Linked DNA regions of Homo sapiens: region 1 is linked to region 2. The links are chromatin loops, found by intact Hi-C in ENCODE. Cell type or tissue: heart left ventricle. All regions are shown on one strand. Links, peaks and the distances in the headings refer to the core of each region. The heading gives the core; the rest is flanking DNA.

What was found. A loop is a pair of places that touch in the nucleus more often than their neighbours do. Peaks named below come from ENCODE experiments on the same cell type or tissue, not always from the same donor. Only the 100,000 strongest peaks of a DNase experiment are listed, where the experiment ranks them.
Region 1: a loop joins it to region 2, with 5 times the contacts of the local background. A loop is called at or near these places in 1 of 110 quality-filtered maps.

What each region holds. Positions count from the first base shown.
Region 1 is chr11:134,477,922-134,486,342 of GRCh38, forward strand. It overlaps B3GAT1-DT (B3GAT1 divergent transcript), which reads left to right. Exons shown (of 6, transcript NR_033852.1): 4 at 2,924-2,990; 5 at 4,706-4,809. Among named protein-coding and RNA genes, the nearest start is that of B3GAT1-DT, 46 kb to the left of the region's middle. In heart left ventricle, for the core only: no CTCF peak of the experiment used is centred there; no DNase peak of the experiment used is centred there; H3K27me3 peaks cover 7,480 bases.
Region 2 is chr11:134,527,892-134,536,312 of GRCh38, forward strand. No RefSeq gene overlaps it. Among named protein-coding and RNA genes, the nearest start is that of B3GAT1-DT, 96 kb to the left of the region's middle. RefSeq lists an enhancer at 1-111. In heart left ventricle, for the core only: no CTCF peak of the experiment used is centred there; a DNase peak (open chromatin) is centred at 3,587; H3K27me3 peaks cover 6,550 bases.

The DNA.
Region 1 (8,421 bases), core at 234-8,233, 50 kb before region 2:
GTCTAGAAATGGTAAGAATACTACAGGTTAAAGGCAGTGGTGGTCTGGACTAAATGACCCCTGAAACTCGGATTTTATGGTGTTTTCAATCTCTGGCTGAGTACAGGTTCCTCCCTCTCCCTTTGTGCCTCCTTGGGGACCTGGGCTATTTTCTCCTCCGTGAAAGAGAATGGATACATCCATTATGAAAACCAATTGATATAATTTGAGCCTGCATGCAGGTAAAAACTATATTAAGAAGGTTTATAAAATCTAACCTTCTGGCTTAACAAGCTGATTCTCAAAGTGGCCTCTCAGACCCTGGCTGAGGGATGGTGGTCAGGGGTTGCAGAGGGACCCGCACAGCTGCTGAGGAGGCTGTGGGACAGGAGGCGCTATCACTGTCTACCTCTTCCATCCATGCACCTGTGTGCAGGTGTGAGAAGGGCACCGTGCTGCAAAGAAGGGTCCTTTCCACCCTCTGCGGGTTGCTGCCGGCTCCCCGATGCCTGCCTCTGAGGCCTGAGCCTGGGGCTGGGGAGTGTGCTGGCCTCACCTCTGGAGGATACTGCCTCAGTGTTACAGCCTGACCCCCCACCTTGTCATCACTGCCTACTACAGACCAGAGGGGACGGCCACAGAGACTCTGCAACCATGGGCTCTGCCCTTCTTCCTTCTGCCTGTGTATCTGTGAAAAACTTTTTTTTTTTTAAATGGAGAAAGCTACCTTGACTTCTCAGAGAGTTGAATGGGGTCAGGGGATAGAATCTATATTTTTTAGTTATGGGCACTTACCCATATTCAAAAAGATTTGAGGAGGCTGGCAGAATGGAGCTGGGAGAAGAAAACCCTCCCCTGGGAGGAAGCTGTCCTGTGCATGTTGGCCAGGCTGCCTCTTTGATTAGGGACAATGGAAACCGGCCTGAGGGCACGGGTGAAAGCAGTTGAGTGTAGAGGAGGCTCTGCAGCAGAAGCCAGAGGACACAGGAGCCAGTGAAGACACACAATAAGTCAGAAAGGAGGGATCTTTGCAGCCCCAAAAGTAGAAATTCTTACCATCTACTGCAAAGAGCAAAAGTTGAAAATTGGTCTGATTTCTATCTAAATGTGCTTACATATTCGTGTTCTGTTAAATACTTCTGTAACCTGTGTGTCTCACATAAATGCAGCTTTCTTTAGTTTTGGAAATAAATCACATGAATCCTGAATAGTAGTCTTTAATAATTTGCTTAGTTGTAGGGCAGTGTTGTGTTTTCAGAAGGCAAGTGTATTTGCTAGAAGAGTGAGCTGGGAGGTGTGAACCACATCGTCACATCTGCTGTAAGCCTAGCCGTTCATAATACGGAGTTACAGTTAGGACACGTCGCCCTGAAGAGCTACCATCGAATGTGTGCTCATCAAATGCCTGGCAGCGTCCTCGGTGCTTCACCTGCCATAGCCGACAGTGGCTGACCTCCCATGCCTGTTGCCTTTTCTTTCTGTTGGATCAGGGATACACTGCCATGTGTGTTAAGAAAAGCTGGCCTTACCTACAGGGCTGGCCAGTCCCGGTCACGTTTCTAGTAAGCCATTGCCTTACATAAGGGTAACGGCATGGGACGCTATCTTAGCCAATGTGATAAAAGTGGACATGAGGTGAGAGGCTTCAGAGAGAGGTTTTAAAAAAGAGACAAAAGCAGGACGTTGCCTCTCTTCCTCCTCTCCACGTGTCCTACCCGGATGTGAAGCCAAAACAGATGCAGGCTTAGTGCAACCATGGGGAACCCAGCATAAGCACAGATTCAACAGCAGAAGAGTGGCAGAGGGAGAAGGTGAAAGGAACCTAGGTTTTCCTGTCCTTGTTGAGTCATTCAGTTAAAAATCCCTGGAATTTTCCTCTCTCCGGCAGTGTGTTTTGTGGGATAATGAGTTGCCTTATTGGGGTTGGCTTGCTAGTCGGGATGTTTCGCTCCCATCAACATCCATACGCTTGCTCTGTGAACCAATGACCTGATGAGGTAGTATTAGCACCACCATCATTATGCTGAGGATGAGATTTATGGCACAGTGGTTCAGTAGCTTGCCCAAGGCCATGCGGCTGGTAGGTTCTGGAGGAGGGCTCAGGGCACCCCCTGAGCTACCCCTGCTGGCCATTGCACCACCCCATAAAGCTGCTGGCAGTCACTTCTCTGAGGGGTTAGCATGTAAGAAATGTCCTCCTGAATGCTGGCCAGACAAATGGAAATCTGCCAGGGTTGGGTACCCCCATGACAGCAGCCAGCCTGCCCTCTTAGTCCCTGACAGCTGCAGTGACAGCATCTGTGATTGCAAAGCGTGACAATTTATATCTCTCATTTCATCACACCATCTATCAGCAGACAGTCAGGCTTTAAAAATCAATCCCACACTGACTCAGTCCCCAGCAGAGATGGCCTCTGACAACAGTATCCACACTGCAGGCTGGACAAGGGCCCTATTAATTTTGAGACTCAGCCAAATTTCCTTCTGACCCTAAGCTGGTGAATCCCTGCTCCTTTGCTTTGGTTGGGGTTGGTGTGAGCTAAGGCTGTGATCCCATTTGCTCCTATGGCCTCCAGGTGGCCTGGGCCTCCATGAATGGGCCACATGGTCATACTGAATGCTTGATTACACTCAGACCTAGCAGTCGTCTGGGCGCAGCTGGTTTATGGATCACTTTGTCACAATGTTCCATCCTTCCAGGTCCCCATCCCCGCGGTGGGAAAACATTGCTTTAGGCAGTGCTAGAGGACTTCAGCAGGCATTGGCAGCTTCTGGATTCAGGATTAGAACAAAGAAGGAGGAGTCACAGCAAAGATAGGAACAGAAGGCAGAGAGAACAGACAGATGGGGGTGTTTGAGAAGGAGGGCCTTTGAGACCTCAGGGAGTGGGAGACACTGGCTCGAGAATAATAATAATGGCAATTTCTCTCATCTGTGTTTTCAGGGCATGGACTGGAACTCCCAATACCCCTGACATGGGCTGAGTCAACGTGGTCATGAACATGTGACAGGTAGCAATGACAATGGCTATCTCTTCTTGAGTCCTTATTTTGTGCCATCACTTCATTAATTACATAGATGATCTCATTTGATCCTCATAACAACCCTGTGAAGTACATACTATTACTGCTTCCATTTTATGGATGAGTAACTGAGACCCAGTGGAATTAAGTTAGTTTTGCAAGGTCATATAACTGGTAGACATCAGAGCCTGGGATGGAACACAGATCTTCCCTTTCCAAGTTTAATGGGCTCCCAGCTAGCCTAGAGAGATGGTCCTGTTCCTGAGCCCTTAGGATAAATTTGCCTCTCACATCCAGAAGTTGGAAGAAATGCCAGAGAGTTGCACCTTTCATTAGGAGGCAGAGAGAAGAGTCCGTGACCGGGATTTGCTTGTGCAGTTGTTTATTAACTACCTGGGCATTTTGCTGATGGTGCAATTTGCAGAGCTGTTAATGGTAATGAAACTCCTGTGACTGTCAGGAGACACAGGGGAAGCCAAGGAGAAGTGAGAGGTGGCTGCCAGGTCCCTGAGCTGCCCTTTGCAGGGATTAATGAGGTCTGTGTCTTCTCCTGCTTTAGACAACTCCCGAAAATGTCAGGTGCCCCCTAGACTGTCCTGTGAGCCTGTCAGCCTCCCTTCCTGCCACACCAGTCATTGGAGGAGAAACTGCCATGATGTTATGCCTTTGCCGTTCCCTCCACACTTGAATTTGGGGCTCTGAGGGCTGTTCAGGCACACGTTGTATAGTTCCAGAGCCAACTTTGAGTCCAATCGCTGGACCTCCAAAATCATGCTTATTTAATGGCCTGTGTTGCTTTGTACAATAAGGGTTGAGAATCAATCAAATCCATAATGAGGGGAAGCTAGATTCTAGGCATTCAATGTCCATTCAGGTCCTTACAAGCTATGTATGGCTGTGGAGAAGAGGGAAATAGGAGAGTGCATGCACCAGCGGAGAGCCTGAGCTGAGCTCCCATCAAGCAGCCTCAAGCCTGGGCTCCTAGGGTGTGGGTTCTGAACGGTGGTTAAGCTCAGAGCCCTGGGGCCCTGCCTCTTCAGGGTTAAAGGAGCTGGAAGAGGCCACAGCAAAAGCTCGCAAAGTTGTCCTCCACTCTCAGCCCAAGGGTGTAGGTCTGCATCATTCCTTCCACTGTCACTGAGCACTTTTCGTGGGTCAGCCACTCCTCCAGTCTGGGGAAAAAGCACTGTTTAAGATGCAGGGCTGGAGTCCAGGAACTCCGTCTGGTGGCAGAGGTAGACAGGCAGCCAAGTTCATTTAAGGAGGAACAGTGGTGGCCACTGCTGGGAGGGAGTACCCAGGGAGGAGAAAGAAGTACCCAGGGAGGAGAGAGAAGTCCCCAGGGAGGAGAGAGATGAGAGGCAATGATTCCACCTGCGGGGGTCTGCAGAGCCCTCAGAGGGTTGCCACTGGGTGGGTGGGGGGCACTGAGGATTCCCCCAAGCAGAGAGATGGGGAAGAGGTGGTGGAGGGTGAGGGAAAGAAGGTGGGTTTCACAGCCTCAGAGTGGGCACAAACCTTGATTCTGAAAGATACTTGCTGTGAGACCTGGGCATGCTCATGAATGGGCCCCAACTTCAATTTCATCAGCAAAAGAAGGGTGAGGCCCATTTTTTGTGATTGCAGTCAGCATGTAATGTGGATGAGGCATCGATCCATGTGAGCACATTTCTCTGAATGCTGGTTTCTTCTCTACATTCCAGGAGGCAGCAGAAGTTGCAGAGAAGAGTGAGGCACGTTTGAAAAAGGCTGAAAAATGTTTCTGTCCAGGCAAGGGTGTGTGCTGAATGACTCAAGGATTTTTTGGGTATGTCATTTCCCATTTCTCACCCTCAAATAGGACTCCGCTTCCCATCTAAGCATTTGTATAAATATTGATTATTGGTTAGTGTGTATCAGAGAGCTATTGAGTAAAAATTATATCAGAAAAATTAAGAATCTCTAGAGATGGCAAGGTGTGAAACAAAAAACGCCAGGAAGGTAAATGCTCAAAGTTCACCACACACCACAGTGAGAAGTGTTGGGGGCCCAGGTCTCTGAGGCTGCCCAGAGGGGCTCAAGGTTTGTAGTGAATACAGGAATCAGCTGGAAGCTGTAGGCCATGTGACCCTTGGACCCCCATTCCAGGAGTAGTTGAACACGTCTGGGCAGGACCCCAGAATCTGCATTCCCAAGGGAGTGCCTGGTGATTCTAATACAGCAGGGCCTGATCCACCCTGAATCCATTGCCCATCTCCATCAAAGCTTCCTTTCACCAGTCAAGCCCCTGGCTGGGGAAAGGTCTGGAAACAGAAGTGGAGAATAAAGTTCTGGGAAGAGTTCTATCCCCATGGCCATCCTGCCAATAGGAAGCCTGCCAATGTCGTGGTCTCAGGGGTGTTGGGTGTGGCCCAGCTGGAGAAGCATCCCTGGGGGTGGTCAGGAGGCTTCTGGCTTCTGGGCCCTTCTGCAGCCAATGCCTAAGGCAGCGAGGCCAGCCATTCCTAGAGAGCCAACTCTCAGGCGGGGATCAGCTCCCACACACAGTGGGACTCGAGGGGCACTGGAGAGCTCCTCTTTCCAGAGTATCTCCCCCTCCGGCCGGAAGTTCTGTCTAACCGATACGGGTTATCCAGAGTATCTCCCCCTCCGGCCTGAAGTTCTGTCTAACCGATACGGGTTATCCAGAGTATCTCCCCTTCCGGCCGGAAGTTCTGTCTAACCGATACGGGTTAAAATCCTGAAGGCCCCCTGCCAGTGTGCAGGCATGATGTCCCAAAGGGGCAACATCTTAGACCAGCTGCACTCAGAGAGCTGCTCTAAGTAGAAGTGAGCCGGGCTCCGGAGCTGTGGACCAGGACACAGAGGGAATGACATATTCAGATTCAGTCTGAATCAAGAAGAAAAGTGTCCAGATGGGCATGAGTTATTTTAACCTGATGCATTTAACCCACTATTTATTTGGCTCTGAAATTGGTTCTGTGGAAAGACAGTTTCTGCTCCTACCCGGAGCACCCAATTAGTCACAATACTGGGAGACTCAAATCCATGTCAATAGGAACGTTGTATAGAGGGTGGTTGAAGATGAGGGCCTGGCATCTGGGTGAAGTATTGATGGATGTGCAGAATTCTAATGGCAGAAGTGAGGTATGTGTGCATGGGCGGGTGCGTGTGTGTGAGTAAGGTGAGGGTGTGTCTCCAGAGGAGGCAGTGGCCTAATAAAGTTCAGTTGAACTGAATGAAGGATCCTTACAGGAGGCAGTTAGGCTTGGGGCTTGAGGAACTCCTGAATGCCAGATTCAGAAGTCTGTACTTCTAGGGGAGCAGCTGGGGTTTCTGACCCAGAGACTGACATGTGCTTTGAAAAGCTGATCTGGTGGCGTAAGATTGGAGAGGGCCTGATGATGGCAGCACAGAGAACAGTCATGAGGCTCTTACAGCTGTCTAGCGTGGTGAAAGCTTGCCCCGGCAAGTGGCCTTTGGAGAAGAAATACTCTCAGGTAGTACTCACTAAGTGCCTGCCATATGCAGAGAGTTCACACTGGTAACTCTAATCGTAGCAATCAGCCAGTCGGGTGAAGGCGATTCCCACCGTTCATTCTTCCAACTCAATATGCATTGAGCGCTTCTTTGATCCACTTGTGGGATAGACACGGCCTTCACTCTCAGAGAGCCGACCTTCTCATATCTTTTGCATGGCTCTTTTCAGAGAGGAGAAAACTGAGAGAGAAAACCAGCAACTTACTCAAGGCTCACCAGCTAGTAACTGATGGGGTGTGGATTCAAACGTGTGCCTTGCTGGCTGCAAATGGCCTAAAAACACTCCCTGATATTTCCTGATCATTTCCTGGACAAGGTGATATGTGGATTATTATTTATGTGCTATCATTTGATCATCCTAACAACTTTAATGACGGAGGTATTAATTATAACCCATTTTTAGATGATGAAAGTGAGATGCAGAAAGGTGAAGCTGTCCAAGTCACAGTGAGTGGAAGAGCCAAAATTAGATATTTGTGTCCAGGCACGGAGGCTCATGCCTGTAATCCCAGCACTTTGAGAGGCCAAGGTGGGTGGATCACCTGAGGTCAGGAGTTTGAGACCAGCCTGGCCAACATGGTGAAATCCCATCTCTACTAAAACAAACAAACAAACAAACAAAAATTAGCCTGGCATGGCAGTGCACACCTGTAATCCCAGCTACTTGGGAGGCTGAGGCTGAGAATCACTTGAACTAGGGAGGCGGTGGTTGCAGTAAGCAGAGATTGAGCCACTGCCCTCCAGCCTGGGTGACAGACTGAGACTCCATCTCAAAGAAAAAAAATAGTTAGATCTTTGTTTCCAGGCCATCTGATATCAGAGCCTTACTCTTAAGCATTGCACTATCCAAAGATCCTCTCTCCCTCCCTCCCTTCCTTCTTCCCCAAAGAATTCAATATGGTTTTGGCAACCGTGTGCAGTGTGTGTGTGTAGGTGGTGGTGGGGAGGATAAAAAGAGAAGAGTCGAAGGTGGTGCTGGGTTCTCAACCCCGTGCCCCTGGCAGATAGGGAACCGGGAAGCAGAGCAGGCCTGGGTGGAGGTTTGGGGAAGGGGAGCCAGGAGGGAACCCTAGTGTGTGGCCTTGGGGATCCAGGGGCAGCAGAAGGATGTGGGTCCTCTGGAGGAAGAGAGACCGAATGGAGAGGAACCCTGAGTGGAAGACTGTTTTCATCTGTGGCCTGTATTCAGACAGCTGCAGACTGAGGTCCTGATAGGAGAAGGCATTGTCCAAGAACACACTGCTGGACAAGCTGGGGGTGTTGCTCTGACAATGAGAAGAATTCTGGATCGGGAAACAGGACTAGCTCAGGTGTGGGAGAGGGGCAGCTGCACGTCCCCACATGCGGGCTCCCTGTGCACAGGCAATGTGGCATATCTGAAGGTGCAGCCCCTGCCTTCAAGCCTCCATCATCTTCTCCCCAGGACAGGGATGACTGTAACTTTCTAGGCACCACCATCCAACTCATGTGCTGTGACCGTCTGTATGACATCTCTCTGTATGTATGTCTGTCTTCCCAGAGAGAATTGGAGTGTCTCACCAGAGGAGACCACGTCTGAAGGGCTTTGCATCCCTCCTTGGACATGTCTAATACCTAACACTCAGAAAGCATCCAGTAAATATTCGTGGAAAGAAAGGAGTGGAGAAGGGGAGAAAGGGGAAAGGGAGTAGGCGAGAGAGAAGAAAGACTCTGCTTCTTGCCCAGGGCCTGGCATGGGGCGGAGGCAAAGCAGTGGGGTCCTCAGCTATGTCCCACTGTGAGTGCACAGCGAGTCCTGACCTTCAGAGGGTGCAGCCCGAGGGGCCCTGGCCTGTCTGAAGGGTGCGCCAGCCGAGTGGCCTGCTCTGACCACCAGGCTCACCCATGACTACCTGGGTGGCTACAGCCAGTTCCTGACAAT
Region 2 (8,421 bases), core at 320-8,319:
AGCCGTTTGTACTATGGAAAGGTTCTTGCAGCACGCATTTCTTGCTGGGGCTGGTCAGACCCCACCCTTTCCTTTAGAGGAAGGGTCCCTCTTTGCCAACTGCATGGTTTGGGGTGGGGGTCGCTGATCAGCATGCTCCCTTGTGATGTGGGGAGCACATGGTAGCACCACCCACCCCAGTGCCCCCGCTCCTGCCTGGCCTGACCCATCCAGGGACAAGAGTGAACCAGTCTGGGACCAATCCCAGGCCTCCCTTGGCATTTTCTAACCAGAGCTGGTGGAAGAGGCTTCTCTGCTGTCTGCTCTGGGTGTGTGAGGATGTGCTGCCAGGGTGCAGCCTCGCAGGGACAACAGCTGGCCCACAGGGAGCAAGAAGCTGTGTGTGTGTGTGTGTGTGAGAGAGAGACAGAGACAGAGAGAGGGAGACAGACAGGAAGAGACAGGGAGGAAGAGGGAGAGAGATGGGGAGAGAGATCTGAATCAAGCCTTGCATGCAGCCCCCGCTGAGGCCGCATCTACCCTTCTGGCCTTTCCCTTTCTACAACTTGATACTAAGTAAATCAATTCCCCCTTGGACTGAGCTGTGATGTGGCCGTTAGTTGCAGAAACATAGCTGTCTATTCCTTTATGTGGCCATGTTTAGTGGCCCGTCACTACTCCCCTGCACTGGACAGGCTAGGGAGAGGCCGCTCAGGATGTCTCTGCTCAAGTCTGAGGGCCACACACCACAGCAGAGGGGCCAGAGACTGCGGGCGGCTGGAGGATGGAGAAGTCCCAGCCTGGATTGGGTAGTGGCAGGGTAGAGGAGGCTGGATGCCCCCAGTTCTTAACCCCCTTGAGGATTTCTTCTGGAATGGTATAGGCACAAATATATTTTTGAAAAGAGGTGACCCGAATCGTATGTGGCAATGTCTCACAGATGCACGTGCAGTGGTGTTGGGGAGGTTCACCAGGTTGCAACGTGCTCCTTGCAATTCTGCGCTGCGCCCTGTACTACACATCGTGAATGCAAGAAAACACCTAGAGCATAGCCTGTGTCACCATCCAGTCTATCTTGTGCTGTAATATCAAAGCCATTTACTACCTACCGTTACCTGTGCTTTCGGAACTTACGGCCACACTGTAGCTTGCTTCTGTCCCTTGAAACACAAGTTTCCAGATCTCAAGCGCTGAGCCCAGGTGAGAACTGAACTCTGTGGATGACACAAAGGCTTTGATGAGAGCAACAAGGCCTCTGGGACAGCTCTGGTGCCTCTGAGACTCCAGGCCTTGGGGATCCCAGGGCAGTTCATCTTTTATCTAGAAAAATAGCGCTGATTACTTATCATTGTCCCGATACTCTGTGGGCATAGATTGCCTTAAATGTTTCAACTAGGATGCAGAAACCAAGTAAGACAAAGCCCACACGGCCCAGAGTCTGTAGCTCCTGCCTTGCAGGCAGTCCTGGGCCAAGTTAGCCGCTGCTGATGCAGTGGCTCTCGGGCTGGAAAGGCCCTCAGCTCACAGCAGCTGCTGCCTGGATTCTTCCGAGGCTGGCCTGCCCTCCGCTCACCACCCCACTGTGCAGAGCCCTGTCCTACCAGCGGCTTCCTCTGGTCCTGCGGATGTGAGCACCCGGCCCTCCTTACTCTGAGTCCTTAGCAGGAATTCTCAGAAAAGAGGTGAACACGCACACGGAGCTCTCCCGCAGAGCCAGAGTAGCTACAGAGCTCAGGGACAGATCCTGGAGGTGGACTTGGGAGAGGCTTTCGAAAAGAAGGAGAGGTCTGCAGAGGGGCAGCCAGCCTAGGGCTGAGGGCAGGTGAGAGGGGAGACCCCTGGGGCAGGGCCGTGCACGCCCGTGGAGAGGCGGGGTGGGGAATGGGAGATGTCTTGTGGATGTGGGTGGGGACCAGAGCCCAAGACCTCCATGCTGGCTGGGAGCACCGTCTCACAGATGGTGGAGGGCTGTGGGGGTCTGGGCAGCAGCACCACGTGAATGAGGAGTCTCGTCTGCTCGGCTTGTTGGGCGGGCCTGGAGCCTCTGCCTCCCAGAGAGCTGACCGGCTCAGGGGGTGGTTCTGCAGGATCCCGCAGGAGGAGGATGAATAGGAGTTTCAGAGTCAGAGAAACCTGGATTCCAGCCCCAGCGTTGGCTGATCTGAGGCTCTGGGCAAGTCCCGCAAGGTCTCAGTGTCTTCATCTGTAAAGTGGGACTAGAGGCACCTTCTTCACAGGGCTTAGGTGAGGGCCAAATGGGATAAACACACTTGGCTTTGATATCAGTGAGTGGCACACGCCAGGGACTCAGTGAGTGTGGTCTGCTTGGTCCCCACCCTCCTCCGTTCCCCACCCTCCTCCCCCACCCTCCTCCGTTCCCCACCCTCCTCCGTTCCCCACCCTCCTCCGTTCCCCACCCTCCTCCGTTCCCCACCCTCCTCCGTTCCCCACCCTCCTCCGTTCCCCACCCTCCTCCGTTCCCCACCCTCCTCCCCCACCCTCCTCTGTTCCCCACCCTCCTCCCCCACCCTCCTCCGTTCCCCACCCTCCTCCCCCACCCTCCTCCGTTCCCCACCCTCCTCCCCCACCCTCCTCCGTTCCCCACCCTCCTCCCCCACCCTCCTCCGTTCCCCACCCTCCTCCGTTCCCCACCCTCCTCCCCCACCCTCCTCCGTTCCCCACCCTCCTCCCCCACCGCCACTGTCTTCCCCTCTTCCCTCCCCGTCCGCATAGTGTCTATTCTGGCAGGTCTCTCCTCCCCAGCCTCCCAGGGAAAGGTCAGATTTCACATCGCATGTATGTATCTGTGTCTGTTTTCCTCTTTCTCATGGTGAAATCCTTCAAGGTTAGCCCCAACTACTCCCCTTGCTGGGGAACAAATCTCCATAGCAACCAGTTCCTGGCTCTGTCCTTCCTTCTTCCCCAGGCTGAGACCTCAGTCCTCTTAGGATGCAGCTACCCGAGCTGCTGCTTCTAGGGGACGGTCCAGTCCCTCTGCCCAGTGACGCCCATGACAGTGGCAGGACTGTCTAACTTAGGGTGGTCAACCAGAGAAACTCAGATCCCTTGGATTTCTGCCCGAAGGCCACTGGAAATGCATGTCCTATACTCTGTTTGTGAGCCCCGAGGCTGAAGGAGGGCTGAATGGCTGGGCGCATCTGGCAGCCGGGCAGGGGATGTGATGTGGTGTGCGTGGTGGTGCACAAGCTGTGCAGCAGAGGTGCAGGCCTGACTCTTCACTGGAAGCTCAGCATCTCTCCTGAGGATGCCGCCTTGGAAAGGGGGAGGCCGTCAACGAGAGATGAAGCTCTCTGTTCTGGGCCAAATTTAAGCCAGTTTTAAATAATGCAATTGGCTTCGGAGGCCCCAGAGTCTCCAGGAGGAATTAATAATGGATGAGCTTTCCTCCTGCATCCCTCCTCCCTTCCAGGGTGCTGCAGAGGATCCTCTCTGCCGAGAGCCTGCCTGGTCCTGCCCTGGCCTCACACGGGTCTGGCGGGGGGCTGGAGGGCGCCCAGCTTGGGGAGCAGGCCTGGGTTGGTCTGCGTGGAAGCATGCAGAGGCCTCGCTGCTGCATGGAAGAGCCTTTCCTGGGCCTCTCCTGCTGTCCATCACCAAGTGCTGGCCATGTCCCAAGGGCCGTCCTCACCTCCTCCCTCTCCCCCACATCCCCGGGCTGCCAGGTCCTGGATTCTGCTGCTCTGTGACCTCAGCTCACCCTCTGGTTTCCTTCCCTACAGCCTCTGCCTGTGTCCTGGCCCTCACTGCACCCCCAAGATTAAGGCCATGGCCTCTGCAGCCCCCCACCTCCAGTGCAGCCACCTGCGGGGGAGTGGCCTTGCTAAGTCCCATCTGACGCCTACAGCGGCCTCACTCAGCAAGACCCATCTGACGCCTACAGCGGCCTCACTCAGCAAGACCCATCTGACGCCTACAGCGGCCTCACTCAGGGCCCTTCTCTGGCCCCCATTGCTCCCGGGACCAAGTACACCCTCCTCGGCTGCTGTGAGAGTCCACACCCCTGAGCCCCTCCTCGGTGACCGGCACTGTCTGTCCCAGTCTCCCAGGTCTGCCGGACCCTCTTCCTGCCCTCCTGTGCTGACACCCCTGACCGCTGCAGGCCCAGCTCAGGTGGCCCCTCCCAGACTGGCTGGCGGCTCCTGCCCATGGGCTTCTTTTGGGGACATTTAGGACAAATCCGTGGGAATGTCTGTTTACGTGCCTGGCTCTCTCCTGAACTGCAGCTTTTCAAAGCAGGCCTGTGACCTCTCATTGTTTCCTGAGGGTCCAGGGCCTCTCCTGGCATGGAGAGGGCTTCGCAGAGTTGATGAATAAATGAACCATGGGTGAATGAACTCAGAGGCAGCGGAAGGAAGGGAGGAGGGAGTGAGGAATTAGGAAGGCAGGGGGGCCTTTCTCCTCTCCTTTGGAACAAGCGATGGACATGGGTTGTGTGTGCCAAGCCAGCAGGCTGGCATGTGCTGGAGGGCCGGGCTGAGGCTGGGTGCAGGGGAGCGGATTAGCGGATTAGCTCCAGCTAATCCAGCTAATCAGCAGATCAGCTCCAGGCTGTCTCAGGGACCACTCGGGCTAGCAGAGTGCACTCATCTCCCACTTCTCTCCTCTGCCCAGACCTCCTCTAAACAGTTGGGTGTAGGAGGAACCGAGCACTGTCCCCGTGCCTCTCAGGGTATTTTCACGGTGGGCCATGGGGCAGAAAGTCAGGGTGCAAGGCTTGCTCCTCTGCGGTCAGGGCCGAGGGGGCACCCTTCCCCCAGGCAAGGCTGGGCTGCCCCTGGGTATGGGTGCATTAGCTGAGGGGCAGGACGGGAGATGGTGACCTTCCAAGCTGGCCCTTTCGCAGGGCCTGTGCAGTCCTCCTGCCGCCTGGGAGGAGGGTGGCTTGGGCCCAGTGCTCTCGGGGCTTGTTTGGCCGCCTGGGACCCTGCACCGGCTCTGCCTGGGAAGCACGTTCCATTCTGCTGCACTGCAGAGCCGTGAGGGGCTGCTGCTGTGGGCACAGGGGCTGGCCCGGAGGCCCCGAGCGCTGCGGGCACATCCTCCCCAGGCTTGGGGCTGGCAGATAGCAGCCGTGCAGGGCACCGGGCCAGCCCACAGGTCGGGGAGGGTCAGCAGGAGACCCTGTCTGAAGGCCAGGGTGTAACCGGGCAGAGTCGGCTCAGGTTCCGGCCCGGGAGGGCATGCACACTCTGTTTCCCAGGCAGGGGCCGAAGTGCGCCGCCATGCTGCTTTTGTTTGGCTGTGTGTCGTGGACTGGCTGCCAACCACCCTGGATGCCAGGGCCTGATGCTGGGATCAGGGGTTCAGGCTGCAGGGAGAGTGGGGGGTGCCCAAGGGCCAATGTTCTAAGTGACAGTTGTGCCAAGCTGGCCCTGTGTACCCTGTCTCCATTCTCTTCCTACACAGTGGGAGATCTGGGCTCGTGTCCCCTCAATGACCATCAGATGGCAACAAAGAGGCCTGGGAGACCCTGGGGAGCCAAAGCCCTGCTCTGTGGGCAGCTGAAAGGGACACAGAGCACATTGCACCCATAGAACACAGTGTGACTTCTGGTGCCAGCCCCAGGGCCCATGGGGCAAGGGCCGGGTCTTTCCCCAAACAAGCTTACAGATTTGTTGAATAGATGACCTTACACACATGCTTTACATGTACAGGTGAAGACACAAGAAAGAATTTCAAAACCCCAGATGCCAGCAGTAAAAAGTCACTAAGAGCCAGCACTGTGGGAGCAGGAGAAAATGCTCAGTGACCGTGTGTGCACACATGTGTGTCTGCGTGCCTGTGCATGAGTGTGTGTGCATACATACGTGCACATGTTTGTGTATGCGTGAGCATGTGTGAAAGCTTTGGACTCTTATCATGCAGGGATGGGACGGGAGGGCTTGAGTCTCCTCAGGGAAGGAAATGGAAAGGGAATCCCCAGGATACAGCAGGATGGCACAGCTCCGCCTGGGATTCTGGTGGGAGAAACTCTCCGGTGAGAAAGGGGTGTCCTGAGCCTCTGTTGTGAGCTGCTTTGGAGCTGGAGCTGACACTTTCCAGGTGGGGCCAGAAGTTCCAAGCAGAGAATGATCTTACGAATCAGTCTCAGGCCTGGGATACCTCAAGGTGCTGCGAATAAATCAACAAAACACTTAGGTCTTGTAGGAGTTATGTTGAGAAGAAAGTCTTGATGATTACCAGCTCACAATACAGCTTGAGCAGGACCCCATGTGTTTCTTTATGAACTCAGCTCAGCAGCCCAAGAAGCAGGAGTATCGGACTCTAAGCGCTGAGGGTAATGAGGCACAATGGAAGAGTAATAATGATGGTTATTAAGGAGCTGAGAGGAGCACAAACCCTAAAGGGGGAACAAGACATTATGATACAAGAACAGGGAGGTTTGAAAAAATGGACCTCTGAAAATAGCATGGGTAACGCTAAAATGAAACCCTGAACAGGTGAGTTCAACAGCTCGTGAAATACAGTGAAGAAAATCACAAGTGAAGAGGAGATTGGTTAGAGGACATCACCCAGGCTGTGGCATGGGGAGACGAGATGAGAAATACAACAGAAGGCTGGGTGCAGTAGCTCACACCTGTAATCTTAGCACTTTCGGAGGCTGAGGCTGGAGGATCCTTGAGGCCAGGAGTTCGAGACCAGCCTAACTCTCAGACAGAGCGAGACCCCATCTGCCCACAAAATTAAAATTTTAAAAAAATTAGCTGGGTGTGATGGCAGGCATCTGTGGTCTCAGCTACTTGGGAGGCTGAGACGGGAGGATCACGTGAGTCCAGGAATTCAGGGCTATGGTGAGCCATGATCATGCCACTGCACTCCAGCCTGGGTGACAGAGTGAAATCCCATCTCTAAAAAATAAAAATAAAAGGAATACAACAGAGAAGTTCGAAGACACAGAGGAGAGACTTAGCAAGTGGGATGATAAAGAGGGTGGGGGAGATGCTGTACTCAGTGAGAAAATGGCTGAGGAATTAGCAGGACCAATGAAAGACACGAGTGTTCAGATGGAGAAAACAGAAGCACGGAAATTGAAGAATTGTTCCCTTATTGGGCTGAGTCAATTTATTCATACAGCAAATATATTCTGAGCACCTCTGAGACACGGGCACGGGTGGGTTAGCTGAGGAGCAGGACGGGAGATGGTGACCTTCAGAGCTGGCCCTTTCGCAGGGCCTGGGCAACAGCATTTGCTCCAGATTACAACAGTCTGCGCAGGAATATTGAGCACGGGAGTAGCTCTGAGAGAGGTTAGATGATTTGCCATTGGTCCATGGTGGGGGACCAGCATGGCTGAGCTGGGGGCCAGGGCTGTCTGCTCCCTGTGGGCTCTGCTCACTCTACCTCCTGTTCCAGAGGGGCCGGAGCCAGGCAGCAGAGGGGTGAAGGCACCCTGTGCTCCTGACACCTGCTCCCAAGACATCCCTTCCTTCTCCGGTGGTCCCTCTCGGTTTCTAGCAGATGCCTTGCTCTAGGCTAGAGACTGGCCCATGTCCTGAGGCCTGGCAGTCCCAGAGCTTTGGGGCCCCCTTCCCCACACTGTGTGGGGCCCTGCCTGCTCTTGTCTATTGGGACCTCTTTGAAGGCCTCGAGGCCCTGACCCTGGACCCTGTTCCCTATGAACGACATCCCTGGCAGCACCTGCTTGTGCTCCAGGCAGAGTGGAGAAGGTCTTGTGCATGCAGGGGAGCCAGGTTAAAAGTGCATTTCAGATAACAGCACTTGAGAAATCCGAAGTGTGTCTCTCACACCGCAGGGTGCACTGTGTGTACGTACATGTGTGTGTATGTTGCATGGCTACACGGTAGAGGCAGAACACTGGGTCAGCTCCTAGCATCACAAGGTGTGGACAGGGGCCTCATGGGGATGGGATGGAGGGGTGCAGGCTGCTGGGGGGCCCTTCCGGAGCAGGGCTGGAATGCTCCCTCCTACTCCGACTGGGCTCCGTGCTCCTCCTGCTGCTCTTACAACTGCTCAGGTTCGCACCAAGCTCCCAGCGTGAAGAGGTGCGGGTGCTGCTCGGCGTTCTATGCCCGGAGCTCTGTGGCCCTGTGCCCGCCCTTCCTCTCTGAACCACTCTTCCTCATCTGTGGAAGGAAACTTTGGCACAACAGCTTCCTTCAAGCTCCCACAGTTCATGCTTCCTCACAGGGAGGCAGGCAAAGCCTAGGGGAGAGGCTCACCCTGTGGAATTTCTCTTTGGAAAGAGAAAAAGTTCCATCCATCACTCCCGGTGAAGGCTCTGTGATGGGTGGCCACGGCTCCCAGATGGGCCCACTGCCCATCTCTCAAAAAGAGGAAGAGGGAGGCTTGCCAGGGTGAGATAAGGGAGTGTTTCCCTGGATGGCCCTGGGCGTTCATTACCTGTGTGGCCAGGACAGGAGAGCATTCATCCTGGGCCAGGAGACGCACTCTCCGCAGAGC